Linked DNA regions of Homo sapiens: region 1 is linked to region 2. The links are chromatin loops, found by intact Hi-C in ENCODE. Cell type or tissue: ovary. All regions are shown on one strand. Links, peaks and the distances in the headings refer to the core of each region. The heading gives the core; the rest is flanking DNA.

What was found. A loop is a pair of places that touch in the nucleus more often than their neighbours do. Peaks named below come from ENCODE experiments on the same cell type or tissue, not always from the same donor. Only the 100,000 strongest peaks of a DNase experiment are listed, where the experiment ranks them.
Region 1: a loop joins it to region 2, with 3 times the contacts of the local background. A loop is called at or near these places in 4 of 110 quality-filtered maps.

The regions. Positions count from the first base shown.
Region 1 is chr11:47,462,452-47,470,797 of GRCh38, forward strand. CELF1 (CUGBP Elav-like family member 1) reads right to left here. Exons shown (of 15, transcript NM_001376376.1): 15 at 3,486-8,346. Among named protein-coding and RNA genes, the nearest start is that of RAPSN, 17 kb to the left of the region's middle. In ovary, for the core only: no CTCF peak of the experiment used is centred there; DNase peaks (open chromatin) are centred at 4,541 and 5,070; H3K27ac peaks cover 2,836 bases.
Region 2 is chr11:47,511,609-47,519,954 of GRCh38, forward strand. All of the region lies in intron 1 of CELF1 (CUGBP Elav-like family member 1), which reads right to left. Among named protein-coding and RNA genes, the nearest start is that of CELF1, 37 kb to the right of the region's middle. RefSeq lists a silencer at 1,952-2,091. In ovary, for the core only: no CTCF peak of the experiment used is centred there; no DNase peak of the experiment used is centred there.

The DNA of each region.
Region 1 (8,346 bases), core at 224-8,223, 49 kb before region 2:
CCAGCCTGGCTAACATGGTGAAACCCTGTCTCTACTAAAAATACAAAAAATTAGTCGAATGTGGTGGCACATGCCTGAAGCTGAGGCAAGGGAGTTGCTTGAGCCTGGGAGGTGGAGGCTGCAGTGAGCAGACTGTGCCACTGCATTCCAGACTGGGTGACAGAGCAAGACTCTGTCTCAAAACAAAAACAAAAACAAAACAAAATCCAACAAAACACTTAATTAAGATACAGCTTTATTGGCCAGGCACGGTGGCTCATGCCTGTAATCCCAGCACTTTGGGAGGCCAAGGCAGGTCAATCACCTGAGGTTGGGAGTTCGAGACCAGACTGATCAACATGGTGAAACCCCATCTCTACTAAAAATACAAAAATTAGCTGGGCATGGTGGTGCGTGCCTGTGGTCCCAGCTACTAGGGAGGCTGAGGCAGGACAATCGCTTGAACCTGAGAGGCAGAGGTTGCAGTGAGCTGAAATCGCACCATTGCACTCCAGAGTGGACAACAAGAGATAAACTGCGTCTCAAAAAAAGATACAGCTTTATTATAATAAATATGCAAAAGCCTAAACTTTTTTAAAAGGCTGAAATAGTACTTGACATATTTCCTTTTTTGGGTCAATTTTATTTATTATTTATTTTGAGATGGAGTCTTGCTCTGTCGCCCAGGCTGGAGTGCAGTGGCGCGATCTCGGCTCACTGCCAGCTCAGGCTCACGCCATTCTCCTGCCTCAGCCTCTGGAGTAGCTGGGACTACAGGCGCCCGCCACCATGCCCAGAGAATTTTTTGTATTTTTAATGGAAACGGGGTTTCACCGTGTTAGCCAGGATGGTCTTGATCTCCTGACCTCGTGATCTGCCTGCCTCGGCCTCCCAAAGTGCTGGGATTACAGGCGTGAGCCACCGTGCCCGGCCTTGGGTCAATTTTAAAGAGAAGCAACAGCCTTTAAGCATTATTTCAATTAAAAGATGCTCAAGTTATACTTAATATTCTATTTTTAGATAAAAGGCCCAGGAAGAGAGTCTGAGGGGGAAGCCTCTGATTCTCTACCCTTGCCCTCCACTACACCAATTTCCCCAAGTGTGAAATGCAGAACTCACTAAGAAGGCACTCCATGGACACTTTATATTAGTAGTTATATGTGTGTGTGTGTGTATTTTTGGAGACAGGGTCTCACTCTGCCACCTATGCTGGAGTGCAGTGGCATGATCACAGCTCACTGCAGCCTGGACCTCCTGGGCTCAAGCAATCTTTCCACCTTTGCTTCTGGAGTAGCTGGGACCCCAGGTGTGTGCCACCATGCCTGATTTTATTTTTTGTTGAGATGGGGTCTCACTCTGTTGCCCAGCCTGGTCTCAATTGATCCTCCCACTTGGCCTCCCAAAGTGTTGGGATTACAGGCGGAGCCACCGAGCCCTGCTAATGTGTATTTTATAATGTAATGATTACAGCATCAAACTTGTAATTTCACAAATATCAGTGGGTCAGAATGAAAAAAGTACATTTCAAGTTGATTTACAAAATTAGGTGGTAATGGGGCTGTGCATGGTGGCTCATGCCTGTAATCCCAGCACTTTGGGAGGCCAAGGCAGGCAGACTGCTTGAGTCCAGAAGTTCAAGACTAGCCTGGGCAACATGGCGACACCTGTCTCTACAAAAAATACAAAAATTAGCTAGGCATGATGGCATGTGCCTGTAAGTCCCAGCTATTCGAAGGCTGAGGTGGGAGGATCACATGAGCCTGGGGAGGCTGAGGCTGTTGTGAGCAATGACTGCACCACTGTATGCCAGCGTCGTTGACAGTGAGACCCTGTCTCAAAAACAAAAAATCAGGTGATGATGATTGCACAAGCATTGTGAATGTGTTTAATGGTAGTAAATTATAAAATTATAGGGAGTATATATTCAGGGCAACTTGAATCTATACTCCAAAGTAAAACAAAATTCTTAAAAATTATACTTAAAAGTGTTTAAAATGGCAAATTTGATTTTGTCACAATAAAAACAAACGACACTGGGTAAACAATGGTTGAGCTGGTCTCAGATCTAGTGACGTGAGAGTATGGAGAGGAGTGCTCTTTAGAAGTTGCCCGTCCCCCACAGGCAGCAGCGCCCTGCAGGAGCCCGCTGACCAACCAGTTACAAGTGAACCTCTCAAACACCAAAATGGCTGCTTTAAGGAGGGCGCAGCTGCAATGAGTCACCTCCCAGGGGAGCCACAAAAGCCATAGGTCCTCTAAGCTCCTCTCACTGGGGCCTAGAGGACAGAGAGCAATCAATCTGTGATGAGACACAGGTTAATTAAAGCACATTTATTGGCTTTTGAATTCTTTCTATTCAGTAGTGGTTAGGAGAAAGGGCTCAGGAGTTGGGCAATGTGGTTTGATTCCCAGTGCACACCACTTTCTAGCAGGCAACCCAATTTCTTTTAACCTGTTTGCTCATCTGTAAAACGAGGATGGGAAAACTAGCTACCTCCTAGGGATGCTATGAAGCCTGGAACATGTAGTGGGTATCATGTGTATCCTGCAGCGCCTGATGGTGGTAAACAATCAACATTAGCTAGGATAATTATTTGCATATAAGTTCTGATTTTTAAACATTTTTAATGAATAAAAATGGGGACGTGAACAAAGGAACACCCAAATGCAGAACTTGGTAGACAAAATCTAAAACCCCCAAGCTGCCACTTGTTTTTGAGAACAAGTGGACAGCAAAAGGGATCCCCAGTCTGGGAGACGCTTGGCTAAATCAAGTCTGAGGCTTCTTTACTGCCTAATTTCAGAGAGAACATTCTTTATTGCAGGGACAACATTCACAAACTTATTTGTGTTAAGAATCCTTATTTCATAGAACATATCATGGTCTAGTACTCAATGCAACCCTCACTGAGAAATGCTACCCAAGACCCACTCCACATAGAGGGACATGTAGGAGAAGGCTGAGGCCTGGTCCATCCAGCACTATTGAGTAGTCCACAGAGCCTTAGAAGCATGCCATTCAGGGGCCTTGTACTGAGGTCAGAGTGAGGGAAGTAGAAGCTTAAGAACTTTGGGCCAGAGCTTTAAAGGTCTGGAGGGAGGAAGACTGCCGGGGCTCTGGGATTTGGTGCTGGCCAGCAGAGTCCTAGGGAGCAGGGACTCTGCGCACTAGGGAAGAGATGTGCACTGGCAGGTCTGGACCAGCTCTGTTTTGTGGCAGCCAAGGAGAACAGGAGATGCTCAAAAATTAGGGTGGGCAAAAAAGTTTTAAGGTGTTTCCGCATAAGTAGAAATCCTGGAGAATACAAAAAGATGGGGAAGGCAGTTTTCTGGGGAGAAATTATGTTTTCCTTCCGGAGCTTTTGGGGGGTTCAGCTGCACATCTTCAGGTACATAAAAATGAAGCCTTATAGGGCACCCACACCCCCTCTTCAGGAACATGGCAACCCCACCTGCTCCAAGGACACATCACCCTCCCCAACAATCAGTAACTCTGAAGACATCAGTTCTTCTCAAACAGTTTAATAGCAAATAAACAAAGGAAGGTACCACACTTGGCAGATACAAAATGACTTTTTGTCCATGTGTCTGTGCAATTAAAACAGATTTAGGTTCCCCATTGGGACAAAAGGAAAAACACACAAAAAAAGGAAGGAGATTCCTTTGAAACACATACTCCCTTGCTCCAAACTTATAACAATTTTTTTTTCTTTTTAAATTCACTACACAAACTCTGTGATTAGGTAAGAAAAGCGACGAGGGCTCTCCTTGCCTTTTTTTAAACCATTAAAGTAAAATCCATAATTTTCTACAGAGTACAACACAAGTTCACACAAAAAAGACATTTTCTTTTGCAAATCAAAACAGGAAAGAAAGGAAAAGCTCAAACAAGATAAAGGAAAAGCATTTCTACGGCTGAATCACGACTGAGTTGATTGAATCCCGTTGTTGCTGCAGAACAGACTGTGCGTTTGGTCATAGTGGCAATTTTTTTTTCTCTTCACATTGTGAAATCACTTTACATTGTTTTCTAGTAGAAAAGGCAAAAAACTGTACAAAACCCCTAGTGTTAAATACAACGTTTGTACCAATAAAAAACTCACACAGGTTTGTCTCCAAAATGTAAAGTTTCTTTTTTTTTTTCTTTTTAAATTATTCACAAAAAGCAGCTGGAAATCAGAAAGGCAGCTGCCGCTCCAGGGTCTCAAATCCATTAAAACCACCACAGAACAATTAAAACAATCAGAGAGAGAAAAGGAAAAGGAAACAACGTCCAACATTTGGCATTTGGTTTTATCCACAGGTTTTCCCAGAGCTCCTCTTGGAATTGAAAGCAAAATATATTGGCAAACACTGCTTCTCAATACACAGGAAGGGGAGCCTCAGTGCCTCCTGCCAACAGAGGCGGCTCTGTGCAGTCAGACTGTGGGGTGCACAGCAGTCTCTCAGGCTGGGGTTTCTGGCCTCTTTCCATCCAATCACCCCTTCCAGGAAATTCAGCAGCCTACCAGACACTGGGCCTCTGCCTGGCTGCCCTTTCCCCCAGGCAGAGCGGCCTTGGGCATAATACCAGGCAACCTGCCAGCCCCAGAGCAGAAACCCTGCTGGGATCCCTTCCTTCATCAACCTTGGTGTGGAGGATGCTCAATAGCGCTTCCACCTCCCCCTCCCCAGCCCCTAGCTACATCTCTCCACCCTTCCCTGGACAGTCCTACTTCCCAGCTCACCCACCCACCAGCAGCTTAAGTCTGGGTGGGATCTATCATCAGCTCCTCCCCCTGTAACCTCTTCCCTCCACAGATCCACCCTGTGCTCCTCTCCTCACCTCTCCCCCTCCACTCACATTCTTACTCAAGTCTCCAAGACCCTGAGGCTGGATGGTGCCACAAGAGAGGAGGGTCAGTTTCCCTCAGGGAACCAAAAAACTGGCTTGCTTGGCACCCAGGGACAGTAGCTGTTTGGCTCTCCACCCAATTAAAAAAACAAATCCCTGCCCTTTCCCCCACCCCACTAGCTAAGCAAGAGCAGAGCTGTGATGAAGAGCCAGTGCCGGGTGGCTGGTGCCCAGGGCTGTAAACAGTGTGAAGACTGTAGTATTGTGCTTGTCACCTAGGAAAAGCGCCAGCAGGTGAATTGCCGCTTGGTGTGCAGATGGCCTCCTACGGGTGATTGGGAGCGCCCTCCTTCCTCCAGGTGCTCACTGCCCCTAATGTGCTAAATAAGCCTCTTACCCACCTGCTGCCACCTTCTAGGCTCTACCTCTGCTTCTCGTGTCTCTCCAGGCCCCCTTCCCACCCTCTCTGAGCAAAGCAGCCAGCCTCCCGGAAGCCCCGGTAAGACCTGGAGGCCACACGAAGTGACAGTCTAAGTGCACAGGCAAACGCTCTAAGGGCAATAGAGGAGAAAGTTGCCACTTCAAAATTAAACAATACAATCTTGAAAAAAATAATCAACCCTACAACAATTTAAAACAGCTTCTTTGAAACCCTTTTAAATCGATCAGTTTTTGCACAAACTATAGAAAACAGAGAGGTGAAGGTGATATATACGAAGGTGTGAAGAAACAGCAGGAAACATGCAAAACTTTTTTCTGGGCATAATCTTAGTAGGAAAGGAAAAAATTCAAAACAAAAACACAAAAACAATACAAAAACAAAAACAACAACAAAAAAATCAAAGCATCACATTTTGCTGTGGAGACTGTTGGAACAAGCATGGGGCTGAGGGGAAGGGGCAGGCGGGATATCCAGGACTCCCCAGAGTCGCTCCAGGGAAGAACCACAAAAGAAAAAGAAAAAGAAAAAGGGCTGGCTGGGGCCCAAAGTGCAGCCTGCGGTCAAAAAGGAAAGGGGGTTCAGGTGCTCTCCGCAGTTGAGAACTCAGAAGAAAAACAAAAGAAAGAACAATACATGCGGTCTCCTCAAGCCCCACAGACTGTATCAGCAAAATGTGCTCAGGAGCCTCAGAGGTTTTAGTGACATCTTTTATTTCATTGTTTACTTCAAAGTTGTCTTTAAAACTAAGCACACAGAGAAACAAAGCCTAGAAACGGACTGGCTGTGTGTTCACAGAAATACAAACACCACGCGGTATGTGCTAGTAGGGCTGCTCTGAAGACAATTACAAAGAATTGGAATCACAAAATCAAGTGGTTATCTTATGAAGTTCTAGAAAAATAGATTTTTTTTATATTCAAATGCAAGTTTAAATATTTCCCCTTCAGCAGTCGTTCTAGCAAAACCAATTTGGCAGCACAAAAGGAAAAAAAAAGGAAAGAAAAAAAGAAAAAAAAACGAAGAAAGAAACAAACATAATAAAAATACACATCAGCATCAAAGGTCAACACAAGGTCAAAGGTGAGAGTTCAAGCATCAGAGAAGCTGAAGAGACAGGGATTTGGACGATGTACTTGACGCCACATCGACATGCTTTAGGCACAACGATGAACAAACGGCAGGAATCTAGAAAAAAAAACAAACCAGAAAGAGGGAGACCCACTGAGTTACACAGAGCAATACATCCAAACAAAGAGAGAGAGAACAGGAACACTCACTGTGTGTACAGCCCTGAAATGAGGTGGGCGGGCAGGGGTTGGGTAATGACAGGGAACTTTTGCACATGCTAACAATGGACACAGGGAAAAGTCAAAAAGGACATGGAGGACACCAAGAACACATCTAATTGCCAGAGACAGAAGGGAACCTAAGGCTTGGATTTTCCATGAAGCACCCAACTCCTAAGAGAAGGTCTCCAGGGGAGCAGAGCCTCAGCCTCTCTCCCCACTCCCTGGTCACAACCCAAGGGGAAGCAGAAGATGCTGGCTGGGGTGGGGAAAATTTTTCAGGGAAGAGGACCAGAATTTCTGCTCAATCTTATGGGGATGGCCCTTTGTTCCCAGAAATCCAAGCTCTTAGCTTCCATCCAGGCCCTGGCCACTCAAGGGGAACCCAGGAGACAGTGGTCTGGCTGCATTCAAGGCAAATCAATTTCATGATGTAACCCAAGTAAGAAACAAAACTACAGCAGAAAACACATTGTAAGTGAAACCTTCACACAACAGAAAAGGATTGCTTAAGACTTGACAGCGAGTCTCCACTCTGAGCTGAGCCCTTTCACACGTGAGACTTGTAGGGGAGCAGCTTCTTCACAAAACCATCTTTGGCCTGGGGAAAGAACTGTGCTCAAGGGCAGTGCTACTGCTGTGCTAACTCACTGGGCAGGGGGAGGAGAGAACAGAGAAGTGCATGGTCTCACCAGCTGGCTGCTCAAGCAGCCCAGGACCCTGCTGGGGCGAGCATTCCTTTTAGAAAAGAAAACCCATCAGCAGGTATGAAGCCCTCAGGGTCTGGTATCAAAGGTGGGTGGATTGCACCTTGGCCTCTTATGTCATTAGGAAAGGGGTTTCATAAGGTCCCAGAGCCCAGGACAAATCCATGGACAAATAATGGTGAGATGGGGGAAGGCGGAGAGAAGAAGGGGATGTGGGAAGGGAGTGGCGTTCTGGCTAAGGAGGAAGACAGAACAGAAGGCTAGGGAGCACAGCACCGGCAGCACCCTATGGAGCACAGCTCTCTCCTCTGCCAATTCACAGCATTAACACCTTCCCCTTGGGCAGGTTAGCTGGGCTGCAAACGGGCCACAGAAAGTCAGTAGTTTCAATCATACACAGCACCCTGTGTGTATAACAATCACATTCTGGATTCTACAAAATCCTGGCCTTTTCCAGAGATATAATTTAGGTAATAAATATTCTCCACCCCGGAGCTGTATAAAACTTCTATAAAAATAGAAACGACATTCTTGGTTCCAGCCGGTTGGGATTCAGAACAGCGCCTCCCCAACCTAGCATTTTTTTCTTTTTTTTTTTTGTTTTCTTTTTTCTTTTTTATTTTTATTTTTTGCATTTATTTAAAAAATCCCATCATGACCCTGGAAGCCTTTAGAACAGTTTTATCCTTTGAAACACAGGACACATTTCTCCCAGTGCGCAGAATTTCAAGTTTACGTGGTTCAGCTTAAGAAGTGTATGTTTCACGTTCCTTAGAGGACAACAGACCCAAGTTATCACTATGAGAAAGGAACAGCTGTCCCAGCTTCAATGGGATAATCCAACACCACCAGCTACCTGTACAACAGTAAGATGGTCAATCCCTGTCTGTTACCCACAGGGACAGCATGACAAGGAGAGAGCCCCCATCTGACTTAATAGCAAACCAACCCCTTTATTCTTATCTCTGCTGCTAGGGGTCAAGACTGGTATTTGTTGAGGTTTCAGATTCCAGAGACCCAGGGATCCCATCCCTGGCTGTGGCTACAGTCACATCTTAACAGGGCCACCTCTGCCCAGGTGTACATTCCCAACAGCAT
Region 2 (8,346 bases), core at 338-8,337:
GAGCTAACATTTTTTGAGCATTTACCATACACTATGACCTGTTTTGGGTGCTTTACATTTAATCCTCATACGTACGCTATCTCCATTTTGCAGATGAGAAAAGATACAGAGATGAAATGACTCCCTCAAGATCACAGAGATCCGGGCTAAGAAGGCTGCTTCAGGTTAAAAATTGTCTCCAAGGAAGCTCATGCACATAACCCACAGAAAGTCTGTTTAAATGCTAAGGGCCATAAAGTTGAGTCTGACTTTTTTTTTGAGACAGAGTCTCTCTCTCTTTTCCAGGCTGAAGTGAAGTGGCATGATCTCGACTCACTGCAACCTCTGCCTCCCGGGTTCAAGTGCTTCTTGTGCCTCAGCCTCCCAAGCAGCTAGGACTACAGGCACAAGCCATCATGCCCAGCTAATGTTTTGTATTTTCAGCAGAAACAGGGTTTCCCCATGTTGCCAAAGCTGGTCTTGAACTCCTGAGTTTAGGCAATCCACCCTCCTTGGCCTCCCAGAGTAAGCTAGGATTACAGGAGTGAGCCACTGTGCCCGGTTTTTTGTTTTGTTTTGTTTTGAGATGGAGTCCCGCTCTGTTTCCCAGGCTGGAGTGCGGTGGCATGATCTCTGCTTACTGCAACCTCCGCCTCCCAGGTTCAAACGATTCTCCTGCCTCAACCTCCTGAGTAGCTGGGACTACAGGCACTGGCCACCAAGCCTGGCTAATTTTTTTGTATTTTTAGTAGAGACAGGTTTTCACTGTATTAGCCAGGATAGTCCTGATCTCCTGACCTCATGATCCACCTGCCTTGGCCTCCCAAAGTGCTGGAATTACAGGCATGAGCCACCGTGCCCAGAATTTTTTTTTTTTTTTTTTTTTTAGAGATGAGGGATCACTCTGCCCAGCTAATTTTTTTTGTATTTTTAGTAGAGACAGAGTCTGGCCATGTTAGCCAGGGTGGTCTCGAACTCCTGACCTCAAATGATCTGCCTGCCTCAGCCTCCCGAAATGTTGGGATTACAGATGTGAGCCTCCGCACCCTGCCCAAACTTTTAACTGGAAAAGAGAAAAAAGACAAATAATAGAAATAACTTGGGAAAAGTATATTCTCTTTAAAGTATTACTTTTTGGTCAGCTTGCAATGCCCTTTACTTCTTTCTTCCTGTTACATGCCTAGCTCAATAAGTAAGTTAGGCCCCCTGCTTTGGAAAACTCCATGTTCACCTACTCTCATGCTCCAGAGAGCCAAGTAAACAGATAAAAGGATCAAGCGGGAAGCAGACCTCTCAGGAGCTGGAGGCCTGTAAGCCCAACAATGCTTTAGGCTAAACAGACTAAACTTTATGCTAAACCGTGTGAAAATGGACAAGTGAGATTTCCTGAAAACAAAATCCACAGCTTTCATCAGATTCTATAAGGGGTTCACAACCATTCTTAGAATGGTCCCCTCTTGGACTTCCAATCCCTAGAGGATGGGACTAGATTAATCTAGACTAACACTAGGTCATCTAAAACTATAATTGTATTTTCTCTAAACAAGTTTTTAAACAGCTATCTAGTTTAGTCCACATCACATACAATTCACCTCATTTAAAATGTTGTTAGTGATTTTAATCTCATTTCAAAATGTTGTTAGTGAACTATGTTTCAACTTTCTCATTTATATTCATATCCACAGAACACCTGAATAAAAGTAACACATATCAGACCTTCAATTGTTGAACTTAATTCCCCAGTTTATCTGGTGTAATTTGTAAAGTTTCTATGAACTTTCCTGAATTGAGACATACTTGCACTTCCTAGTTTTTTGGGGGTTTTCCCCCCTGAAATTGCAGGTACTGTAAAAGCAACATGTGGGCAGCACCCCCTCTTTTTTTTTTTTTGAGACAGAGTCTCGCTCTGTCACCCAGGCTGGAGTGCAGTGGCGTGATCTCAGCTCACTGCAAGCTCCGCCTCTCGGGTGCATGCCATTCTCCTGCCTCAGCCTTCCGAGTAGCTGGGACTACAGGCACCCGCCACCACGCCTAATTTTTTGTATTTTTAGTAGAGATGGGGTTTCACCATGTTAGCCAGGATGGTCTCGATCTCCTGACCTCGTGATCCGCCCACCTCGGCCTCCCAAAGTGCTAGGATTACAGGCGTGAGCCACTGCGCCCGGCCACCCTCTTTTTTTTTTTTTAAACAAAATATTTCATAAGTATTCCTTCCTGTTTTAATTTTTCCATTTCCCCAACTTTAATTAATTATACTTACAACCATATTTTGGTTTATCTTCTACCAGGATTTCTTCCATGCATACAATAAAATGTACAAACACTCAAATACACAAAATTTTCCTTTTTTTTTTCCCCCCAGATGGAGTCTTGTTCTGTTGTCCAGGCTGGAGTGCAGTGGCATGATCTCAGCTCACTGCAGCCTCTGCCTCCCGGGTTCAAGCAATTCTCCTGCCTCAGCCTCCCAAGTAGCTGGGACTACAGGCGTGCACCACCACACCCAGCTAATTTTTGTATTTTTTAGTACAGACAGGGTTTCGACATGTTGGCCAGGCTGGAACTCCTGACCTCAAGTGATGGGCTCACCTTGGCCTCCCAAAGTACTGGGATTACAGGCATGAGCCACCATGTCTGGCCTCAAATACACAGAATTTTCAAATTCAATATTATACTAAGTATAATACTGCACAACCTACTTTTTTGCACCTAACAATGATAAACATTTTCTCGTAAGCAGCCATTATTAAAGGATCAGAGCCACAAATGGCCTAAAGCTTGACTCTGCCAATAGCATCCTTGCATATTCACAACCAATAAATAGAACTACCTCCCTAATCTAGCTCACCTCCCATTTAGTTATATGATCTTTCCATGAGTATATAAGCACCTAAACCAGAGGTCGTCTCACCTGAGAGACACCCTATTTTAGAGGCACTCAGATGAGGCAAACAGAGCATGCAAAAAACATTTTTAAAAATCTCTTTTTGGCCAGGCATGATGGCTCATGCCTGTAATCCCAGCACTTTGGGAGGCCAAGGCAGGAACATCTCTAGCACCCAGGAGTTTGAGACCAGCCTCGGCAACATAGCAAGACCCTATCTCTACAAAAAAAAAAAAAAAAAAAATCAGACAGGCATGGCAGTGCACGCCTGTAGCCCTAATTTGGATGCTGAGGTAGGAAGATTGCTTGAGTCCAGAAATTTGAGGCTGCAGTGAGCCATGATCGTGCCACTGCACTCCAGTCTGGCTGACAGAGCAAGACCTTGTTTCAAAAAATAAAATAATTTAAAAAATCTCTTTTCCTATTTCCTCCCCAAATGCCCACACACTGGGTGTAACTCTCAAATCCCCCGTATTTCCTCTCTGCTCCCCAAACAGCTTCCTACTGTGGTGAGAGCTGGGAGGTGGGAGGAGGAATCTAATTCTTTCTATAGTTCCTGTTTCTTTACCATGGCAGTACTGTCAACAATGGACAACAAATTGCTGGATGCAGCAGTAGCAATTTACATATGGTAGCTAAGCTAATGCACAGCTTTCTCTGGGCAGAATTACTAACGCTTCTACCTATCATTGCAGTTTGAACCCAATGTTCCAGGCACACCAGTGTTAAGTATTTGCCTGGTGGCTTCTACCTTCAAAGGCACAGGGAATGATACACAGAAGTAATACACAGAAGTGAGGGAGGTGGAGGGAGTGGGAGCTCTGAACCCACCGAGGGAGGGTGCTCGCTCCAAGGACTGTGACACCAGACAAAGTACCTAATTCAAACCCAAAGGCTCAGTCATTCAACCTTTCCATAATATTCATGATCACTTGCTCAAATCTGGCATGTTCTAAGACCACAGTTCCTTCTTAGTTTCACTGCCCTGCCATGAGGCCAAATCTGTCTTATCTAGTGAGTCACTACTGCTCCTCTTTCCAACTGCATTTTGATTTCAGCCCACTTGTGCAGCTCATCAGGGCTGCACCATATGTTAGTACCATGTAGGCAGAATGTGACTAATTTTTTTCTCAAGCCCTGTCAGAGCGACTTTTAAAATCACCTTATAATCTTGATGTCTCTTGCGGAGTCATTATAACACATAACCTTTGGAAAGGACTATAATTATTTTTCTGAGTGCTCAAAGGAGATTCTTCAGCATTTTCATTCCCATTTTTCAGATGAAGGAACTAAAGGGAAGATAAGGGATTAAGAGACCTGGGTTCCACAACCAACCACTGGGACTTGGACTTTCTTGAGTCACAGTGCTGTATTTGGTAAAATAAGGCAGCTTGTAAAATGCCTTTTATTGGGAAACTCAAAATATTACTTTGCCTCTCTTTATTATTTACTTATTTATTTTTTTTTAGATAGAGTCTTGCTCTGTCACCCAGGCTAGAGGGTAGTGGTGCAATCTTGGCTCCCTGCAACCTCTGCCTCCCGGGTTCAACATGGTGAAACCCTATCTCTACTAAAAATACAAAAATTAGCTGGGCATGGTGGCAGGCGCCTGTAATCCCAGCTACTTGGGAGGCTACGGCAGGAAGAATTGCTTGAACCCAGGAGGTGAACTGAAATCATGTCACTGCACTCCAGCCTGGGTGACAGAGCAAGACTCTGTCTCAAAATAAAAAATAAAAATAAAAAGAGAGAGAGAAAAGGACTGAATGGCCCATGGACCACAAATGTTTTTTGAATTGGTCAAGATCATAATAAGTGAGTGAAAGTAATGCTCTAATACACTGAAAGTAAAATAGAGATGACTTGCAGATTTAGCTAGTATCACCAAATTCCCCCGAATTTAGTTTAAAAGGAAGGCGAGCAGCTGCTTCCACCTCCTCTAGGCAACCTGCCTCTTCTCCAACAATAATAGCAATAATGGTTGCTACAGCTGATAATTAAGCTCATCTCAAGAGGGTTTCTTAAATCTTCCGGGTATTGCAGATCCTATGTTTATTCTAGCAACTCTTTAGGGTAATTGCTTGACTGACATTGCAATTATTAGGCCTCCCCATCTCCATTAATAATATTCTCTTTTTTTTTTTTTGTTTGAGACAGAGTCTCGCTCTGTCGCCTAGGCTGGAGTGCAGTGGCATGATCTTGGCTCACTGCAATCTCTGCCTCCCAGTTGTAAGCAATTTTCCTGCCTCAGCCTCCCCAGTAGCTGGGACTACAGGCCCAAGCCACCAAGCCTGGCTAATTTTTATATTTTTTTAGTAGAGACAAGGTTTCATCATGTTGGCCAGGCTGGTTTTGAACTCCTGACCTCAGGTGATCCACTTGCCTCAGTGTCCCCAAGTGCTGGGATTACAGACATGAGCCACCACGCCCAGCTCACTAGTATTTTTCAATGGATAATATCACTTGCAAAATATAAAAAGGGATAGTATCTCATCAATATTGAAAACTGAGCTGAGCACAGTGGCTCACACTTATAATCTCAGCACTTTGGGAGGACTGCTTGAGCCCACAAGTTCCAGACCAGCCCAGGCAATATAGTGAGACTTATCTCTACAAAAAAATTCAAAAATTAGCTGGGTGTGGTGGCACGTGCCTGTAGTCCCAGTTACTTGGGAAGCTGAGGCGGGAGAATCACTTGAGCCCAGGAGGTCGGGCTGCAGTGAACTGTGATCATGCCACTGCACTCCAGCCTGGACAACTGAGAGAGAGCCTGTCTAAAAAAACAAACAGAGAAAAAAAAAAAAAAAAAAAGACATGCCCTTTGAATTCAGCAATCCCAGTTCTAGAAATATAGTTTACAAATAATCTTGTATCTGATGTATACAAAGTATGCAAAGGGGCATTCATAAGAACATTGTTTACATCAGCAAAACCTGAAAACATATGCCCATTAATTGAAGGCTATTAAATACAGTATAACCATACAACAGAACACTATGTAGCTATTAAAGAAAATAAGGCAGCTAACTGATCAAGACGTATTCATATAATAAGAAAGGAATTACACATGGCTTGTATATGAACAGAGTATCTCTGGATGGATAAAGAAATAACTGCTAACAGTAGTTGTAGAGGTGGAACAGTGGTTGAATTGTTTACATGTGAACACGTTACCTATTCTACAGAAATTTTTTTTTTTTTGAGACGAAGTTATGCTCTTGTTGCCCAGGCTAGAGTACAATGGCGCAATATTGGCTCACTGCAACCTCCGCCTCCCGGGTTCAAGCAATTCTACTGCCTCAGCCTCCCGAGCAGCTGGGATTACAGGCACCTGCCACCAAACCCAGCTACTTTTTTGTATTTTTAGTAGAGATGGGGTTTCACCATGTTGGCCAAGCTGGTCTCGAACTCCTGACCTTAGGTGATCGACCTGAAGTGCTAGGATTACAGGCACGAGCCACTGTGCCCGGCCTACTGAAAATTTTTTTAAAGAAAACTTGAGCTTTTGGAGCATGGCAACCTAGCCTGCAGACACCGTATCCCCTTGTCCACTTCCCCCTGCAACCCATAAGTCCATTCCTACCACTTAAAAAAAGGAAAACTCGTGGAACTATAAAGCACAAAGTAAAGAAAAACCTCAACTCATACTCTTTTCCAAAACAGCATTTTGGTTTTGTATTTTTTTCCTGCTTTGCCTGAAACTTCTGTGTGGAAACTGCCATTGTCCAGGTGATCCAGCAGTATATCATAATTACATCACACCATTTTAAATGACCCCAGCAACTCAAATAACGTTCATGCAGCTGGGACCTCATCATGTATGGCCTATTTACAAAGTCTGAAGCTATTTCAATCACTCAGCTGTATAGCTATACATTTTCTTCAATCAACCTTTCCTGCCAAGGCAAAGTGCAACATTAGCTGGATTCCAGTAAAGAAGGCAAGGGACAGGGTGAGATAATATGTCAAAACAAGTTCTATAAATACAGCTTTTGGCTTGTATCTCAAAAAGGAATCAAAAGAGCTTCAAGTTTAAACAGAAAAACCCTACAGTCCCTGCAGTATCTTACTTGAAGGCTCTAGAGAACAGAAGACACCAGGGAACTGGAATCTTATTTCTCACACTGTAATATCTTGTCTCTCTCTCCCTTATCTCAGGGGCAGGTTTAGATGCAATTGCAAGCTTTATCATTCCAACTCTGCATCTCCCCTGCCTCTTTTCTTATCTTACCACCTCTACCCTACCAAACACATCAATTTCCTTCCTCTCTGTGAGGCTGCTCCACCTCTTAGGCAGACAGGCCCAATACACACAACATACAACAGTCTTTCCTTAGCACTAGCCACCTAACTTCTATCATCTCCAAAATCCTTGACCAAGCAGCCAAGAACCCTGCCTTTACCATCTGCCCCAACCTCACCATCAAACACACGGGCACTCATGCGGGATGCTTCCATATGGTCTTGTTTCAGGAGCTTTGCCCTGTTCTGTTGAAAAGCAGGAAACTTTATTTTCTTTCTGTTCTTAAATTCTTAATTCTATAAAACTAGAGAAACCAGAAACTACTTCTGTAGAGACACTTCCTGAGACAGTTAGGTTATAGGCCAGAAAATGCAAATTTTGTACCTCTGCTTCAGCCAATCAGGGAACATGTTCAGCAAAGCTTGATTCACCCTAAAGGACGCACAGCCCTAAGACAAATTCTATTCTATTCTATTATCACTTTTTAAAAAAAGTTACTTTGGCTGGCCTGTAATCCCAGCATTTTGGGAGGCCGAGGCAGGTGGATCACTTGAGGTCAGAGTTCGAGACCAGCCTGGCCAACGGGGTGAAACCCCATCTCTACTACAAATACAAACAAATTAGCCCGGCGTGGAGGCGGGAACCTGTAATCCCAGTTACTTGGGAGGCTGGGGCAGAAGAATCACTTGAACAGGGAGGCACAGGTTGCAGTGAGCTGAGATCACACCACTGCACTCCAGCCTGTGTGACAGAGCGAGACTCCATCTCTAAATAAATAAATAAATAAATAAATAAATAAATAAATAAATAAATAAGGTACTTCAATTATCATGCTTTCATCACTCTGCAATTGTGCTCCTAAAGGTGCTTCTCGCCGGGCGTGGTGGCTCACGCCTATAATCCCAGCACTTGCACTTTGGGAGGCCAAGGCGGGTGGATCACAAGGTCAGGAGATCGAGACCATCCTGGCTAACACGGTGAAACCCCTACTGAAAATAAAAATTAGCTGGGCGTGGTCGTGGGCGCCTGTAGTCCCCGCTACTCGGGAGGCTGAGGCAGGAGAATGGCATGAACCCAGGAGGCGCAGCTTTTAGTGAGCTGAGATCGTGCCACTGCATTCCAGCCTGGGCGACGGAGCCAGACTCCGTCTCAAAAAAAAAAAAAAGGAGTGCTTCTCACATTTAAATACCCACTTAAATCATCTGTCACATCCTTCAAATCACTCCTAAAAAAACTCAACTGT